2 separate regions of the Homo sapiens genome follow, and region 2 is linked to region 1. A link is a contact called in ENCODE Hi-C or POLR2A ChIA-PET data. All regions are on one chromosome and are shown on one strand. The core of a region is the stretch at or near the end of the contact, and the rest is flanking DNA. Distances in the headings are between cores, read along the strand shown. Region 1 overlaps TECPR2 (tectonin beta-propeller repeat containing 2). Region 2 overlaps CDC42BPB (CDC42 binding protein kinase beta).

Region 1 (2,700 bases), core at 96-2,595:
CTGAGCAAAGTACAGGGCTGCAGGAAGCGCAAGCAGCATGGCCCCCTAATGTCTGGGCGTTAGCCAGGCAGACTGTCGGTGGGGTGGGGTATTGGAATTCTAGGCCAGAAATTTAGGAAAGCCCTCACTTAGGTGACAGGGATCCTGGCCCTTTGAGCCCCTGACTCTCTAACTTCCTCCCTTCCTCATCCCACTCCAGGTAGCTGGGAAGCCAAGAAATTTTATGGTGTGTTTTTATTTGGAGGTTCGGTGTGGAAGTAAGACTTGCCATGGTGAGCAGGGCTGGATTGAGAAGAGTTGGGCACCATTTTCTTTGAAGTAGTTAACTTCTATGTGGGTATCTGTACAAATACATTTATCTTCTTTGCATTTATTGAAAAGTATTAAAGTACAAAGACTTTATTTAGCTTTGATTTTTAAAAGAATTCTAGCAAGGTCGGGCACAGTGGCTCACGCCTGTAATCCCAGCACTTTGGGAGGCCAAGGTGGGCGAATCACCTGAGGTCAGGAGTTCGAGACCAGCCTGGCCAACATGGCGAAACCCCGTCTCTACTAAAAATACAAAAAATAGCCGGGTGTGGTGGCAGATGCCTGTAATCCCAAGTACTCAGGAGCCTGAGGCAGGAGAATTGCGACTTGCTTGAACCCAGGAGGCGGAGGTTGCAGTGAGCCGAGATTGTGCCCCTGTACTCCAGCCTGGGCGACAGAGCGAGTCTCTGTCTCAAAAAGGAAAAAAAAAAGAAAATATGGTGGAAAAAAGAAAGACAGTGGTAGTGCCATATATCCAGTGCCTCTGTAATGATTAGACTACAAAAAATTGACTTGCATCCAAATGTTGAAGAACCTGGCTCTTTGTGTAAGGTGAGGTATGCCTGCAGAATAATAGCAGCTCCTTCGTAACGTGATGTGATGCTCTAAGCGTTACATTTGCAAAGGTGTTAGAACAGGAGAAAATGTCATCCAGGGACTCCAGGGAGTCTTTGTAGGGAGACAGCAGCACGCGTCTCAGAAGGTTTGTAGTAGAGGGGTGTCCACAGATAGCAGGGGTTGGGAGAAGGGTTGACTTGGCGTCTTGCTGACCCGTTTTACCGTCTCGTGTTAATGATATCCTCTCACCTTTCTTACTGAGAACAGTAAGCCAAATGTGGCTGTGTCCTCTGCCACAGAACTCACTGGCTCTTCCCTTGTTAGTTTGCAGAAAGCTGGATGGGCTACTCGGGTCCCGGCTATGGCATCCTCAGCTTGGTGGTCTCCGAGAAGTATATCTGGTGCCTGGACTACAAAGGCGGCCTGTTCTGCAGCGCGTTGCCGGGCGCCGGGCTGCGCTGGCAGAAGTTTGAAGATGCTGTCCAGCAGGTGGCAGTCTCGCCCTCAGGTTCGCCTCCCCGCTCCCTGCTCCCGCTCCCTGCTCCCGCTCGCCGCTCCTGCTCCCCGCCCCCGGGGTGCAGACATCTTAGTACAGGGCTCCCCTGCAGCAGCTCTGGGCTCACGCTGCCGTGCGTTCACCAGGTTTGCCTCTTCAGGAACGTTTGAGGGGTTGTCTCCAAAGAACGTGAATTGCTTCATTGGATGTCAATTCGTAGTGTAAATGGGTGTTCAGTTTGAGTTTTTGTTTTCTTTATTAATTGCAATGGTAAGCTCTGATCGTATTTTTGTAAGCTAGACAAAAAGTTTGAAAATTGAGGGACTTTTTTAGGGATATTAATATACTAACTCTTCATAAAAATAATACGTGTTTCTCTTTCTCATTGTTGCTTTAAAGCAACCGAACTAACGAAGACGGGCCTATGGATATGTTAGATATATTCCAATTATTTGGCTTCCTCTTTAGGAATTCTGTTTTAATGAGCTCTCTGCTGTGGGTGAACAGTCTACTCCCTGACTCTAAAAGGAAAGTCCATTCATTCTTTCATGCTGCTGTTAGGCCATTGTTAGTGAACTGGAGCTGGTGTTTCCTGAACGATGTTCTCCTGAGCTGGAAGACCTCCCATATCTGCATGGAATCATTTGCTTGCTTTTTCTTTCTTTCTTTCTTTTTTTTTTTTTTTTGAGACAGAGTCTTGCTGTGTTGCCCAGGCTGGAGTGCAGTGGTACAATCTCAGCTCACTGCGAGCTCCACCTCCCAGGTTCGCACTATTCTCCTGCCTCAGCCTCCCCAGTAGCTGGGACTACAGGCACCCGCCACCACGCCCAGCTAATTTTTTTGTATTTTTTTAGTGGACACGGGGTTTCACTGTGGTAGCCAGGATGGTCTTGATCTCCTGACCTCATGATCCGCCCGCCTCAGCCTCCCAAAATGCTGGGATTACAGGTGAGAGCCACTACGCCCGGCTTTGCTTGTTTTTTCTTAAGGTTGTGTTGGCCACGTCGGCACCTACGCCAGTGGGGACACTTTTGCCTTGAAGCAGCCTGGTTTACTGTCAGGACATTGGAATAGAAGTCAGACGAAGCCGAAGCTGAGTCTGTGGCTTGGGACCTGTCTGTTCTCTGTAACTTCACTGTGTTTCGGGATGAATTTCCCTTAATTCTCCCTGGTCTCTGTCACTGTTTAAAATATTAGTTTGTTCAGCGTTGTTTTTCTTGCTTGCTTTCACTGTTTGTTTGAAAAATATTTTTCTTTAGAGACTGGCTAACAACCCACTCCACAAGCTGTCATTACACAGTTGTGTGTTTTAATTCATTTCTCGTTGGTATCATTTA
Region 2 (2,700 bases), core at 37-2,536, 510 kb after region 1:
CTCCAACAGCCAAGTGCAGAGGACAAGTGGGGTGAGGGGTGTGGAAGTGAGGGGGGAGTGGGAGGGAGTGGGGGGTGGTGGGGGGTGGGCGTGGAGGTGACAGGGGAGTGGGGGGTGGGTGTGGAGGTGGAGGGGAGTCGGGGGTGGGGTGGGGGTGGAGGTGAGGGGGAAGTAGGGGGGTGGGTGTGGAGGTGAGACGGGGAGTAGGGGGGTGGGGTGGGTTTGGAGGTGAGGGGGGTGGGGGGTAGGTGTGGAGGTGAGGGGGGAGGGTGGGGTGGGTGGAGAGGTGACGGGGAGGGTGGGGTGGGTGTGGAGGTGAGGGGAGGGTGGGGGGTGGGTTTGGAGGGAGGTGAGGGGGAGTGGGGGGTGGGCTTGGAAGTGAGGGGGAGTGGTGGGTGTGGAGGTGAGAGGGAGTGGGGTGGGTGTAGAGATGAGGGGGAGTGGGGGCTAGGTGTGGAGATGAGGGGGTGGGGTGGGTGCGGAGGTGGGGTGGGTGCAGAGGTGGGGGGGTGGCTGTGGAGAGGGGGAGTGGGGGGTGGGTTTGGAGGTGGGGGGGTGAGGGAGTGGGGGTGGGTGTGGAGGTGAGGGGGGAGCAGGGGGTGGGTGTGGAGGTGAGAGGGGGAGCGGGGTGTGGGATCAGTGTGGAAATGCTGTTCTGAAGAGGTTCCCTAAAGAGTGCTGAGCCCTCCGATGGGGCCCCTGACTTGGGCTCATGCCAACTTTTCGTCTACCAGTGGCCCTTCACCACCAGGCCAGGGGCACACCTGTGCACAGCCAGGGACTGGCGGGTGCCCCGGGGGAAGGGACATGGAAAGTGGAGTATGCTGCCAGGTGATGCCGACTCACCCTCGCTGTCCTCAGGGTACCCACCCAGCAGCCCTGCCCCCAAGAACCAATGCTACAGATGGAGTACCCAGCCCCGGCCTGAGCCCAGAGCAGTCCCGTGTGCACCACACAACAGACGGTGCACGGGCACAGCACAGAGATGACACAAAGGCAGTAGCATGGCTCCGTGTGCAGGCCCCGGGCTGAGCTAGGCCTCTTAGTGATGCGTTTACCTTCACAACAACATTCCACATGCCAGTAACATGACCACTGTCCTCTTCTCACTAACAGATGAGCCACAGATGTCAACTCTAAGAGGAAGTGGGAAGGAGGCCCCGCCTGCTCCTGCAGCTGACACTGGGTGGCACTGAGACAGGGTCACATAGCAAACGCTACGGCCACGCACACCCACATGGCCCACGGCTCCAGACTTCTTCCACACACCAGCACCTGCTGCGGTCTCTAAAACGCACAGACGGCTGTGGGCCGCGTGGCTTTTCTCTGGGATATCTTCTGCTTGTTCTTGGGCATGTGGTTTTCTTATGTTAAATTAATTCCCCTGTGGCAAACTTCTCAACGCAAACACATGCGAGGCAGGAAGCGTCTACAGCGCTCCCGTTCCTGCGCACGCAGGCCCGTATGCATGTCTGTTCATACGCATGTGAGCGCCTGAAGTCATGACTAAGCTGTACCCATTTTTGCAACCATACAATAATGAAGCAGGTGAAGTACTAATGAGGTGAAAGACTACTAAGGAACACACCGTCCTTTTGGCTAAAGATAGCTGAGGAAGATTCACAGAGCAAGGACAGTGCTGCCCAAACGCAGACCTGAGATCCAAGACTTGGCTCGCAATGACACCAGGCTGGGTGGATTTTCCTTCAGGCAGATCATACAGGAAGAGCTTGCAGTCACAGACGACTGCATATGCGCGCTGCCATCCCTTCTTCACCCCCGTGGGCTTTGGGACCTATGAATAAAAACAAACAGTGGCCACGTTCCACCAGGCCAGGCAGGCCGCCAGGCCCCATTACACTCGTTCACAATCTCCTTCCAGCTGCCAGGCTGGCGGCAGAGCTGTTTGGACAGAGGGATGTTTGCCCAAGAAGGCTCAAGGCGTTGCTGGGGAGGGGTCCATGCGTGGCAGCAGACGGTGCCAGGGAAAGCTGGCAGCTCAGCCAACGCTGTGTCCACCCCATGCAGGGTGCTGTGGTACACGCAGCCCGACAGTCTCGTAGAGGTGGGCCTGGCACAGTGGCTTTCAGACTGAGCTTCTGCCCACTGGCTGGACACTCAGCCCAGGATGGACTCTGAGTGAGCGTCTGCGTGGAGGCCTCAGGATGCCCAGGCCATTCAGAACAGCGGCTGCGCCGACCTGATGGCCTCAGTGCCCAGGAGGGTAAGCCCCCTAGGACTGGCACCAGGGCCACCTGCCGCAGCAAGGGGCTGCTTTCAAGAGTGGCTGGGCATGGCTATTGGTCACTGCACCTCACAGGCACCGAGGGCTGAGGGCGGAGATGAAGCCGCCTACCTTGACATGGCCTTTGTAGGCTGTTCCGATGCCTCGCTGCACGTCCACGCCCAGAGGCCTCTTGGACTGCTCGGGAGGTATTGGGCACACCTGGGGGGCACCGTCTTTGCAGGACACGTGGCAAGCAAAGGAACACACTGGAAGAGAGCAAGAACACTGCCTTCAAAGCTTGCTGCCTACAGAGAAGTCACTGCAGAACCTATGCCCTGAGGAGGCAATTTAATAATCACCAGGTCTCGCCTGGAATCCCAGCACTTTCGGAGGCCGAGGTGGGCAGACCACTTGAGGTCAGCAGTTTGAGACCAGCCTGGCCAACATGGTGAAATCCCGCCTTTATTAAAAAT

Evidence for each region. A loop is a pair of places that touch in the nucleus more often than their neighbours do. ChIA-PET counts read pairs that join two places held with the same protein, here RNA polymerase II (POLR2A). Pooled maps may share reads with other maps.
Region 2: a loop to region 1 is called in a pooled map, with 3 times the contacts of the local background. The contact joins two enhancer-like sites. A Hi-C loop is called at or near these places in 2 of 50 pooled maps. POLR2A ChIA-PET finds 5 or more read pairs at or near these places in 2 of 52 experiments (activated T-cell and endothelial cell of umbilical vein).

What each region holds. Positions count from the first base shown.
Region 1 is chr14:102,436,831-102,439,530 of GRCh38, forward strand. It overlaps TECPR2 (tectonin beta-propeller repeat containing 2), which reads left to right. Exons shown (of 20, transcript NM_014844.5): 10 at 1,192-1,375. Among named protein-coding and RNA genes, the nearest start is that of ANKRD9, 72 kb to the right of the region's middle. RefSeq lists a silencer at 1,279-1,328. Within about 2 kb of position 1,346, at least 3 of the 41 ENCODE cell types and tissues checked have a DNase peak (open chromatin) inside an H3K27ac peak, as active enhancers do.
Region 2 is chr14:102,948,110-102,950,809 of GRCh38, forward strand. It overlaps CDC42BPB (CDC42 binding protein kinase beta), which reads right to left. Exons shown (of 37, transcript NM_006035.4): 25 at 2,357-2,493; 26 at 1,656-1,795. Among named protein-coding and RNA genes, the nearest start is that of AMN, 27 kb to the left of the region's middle. Within about 2 kb of position 1,287, at least 9 of the 41 ENCODE cell types and tissues checked have a DNase peak (open chromatin) inside an H3K27ac peak, as active enhancers do.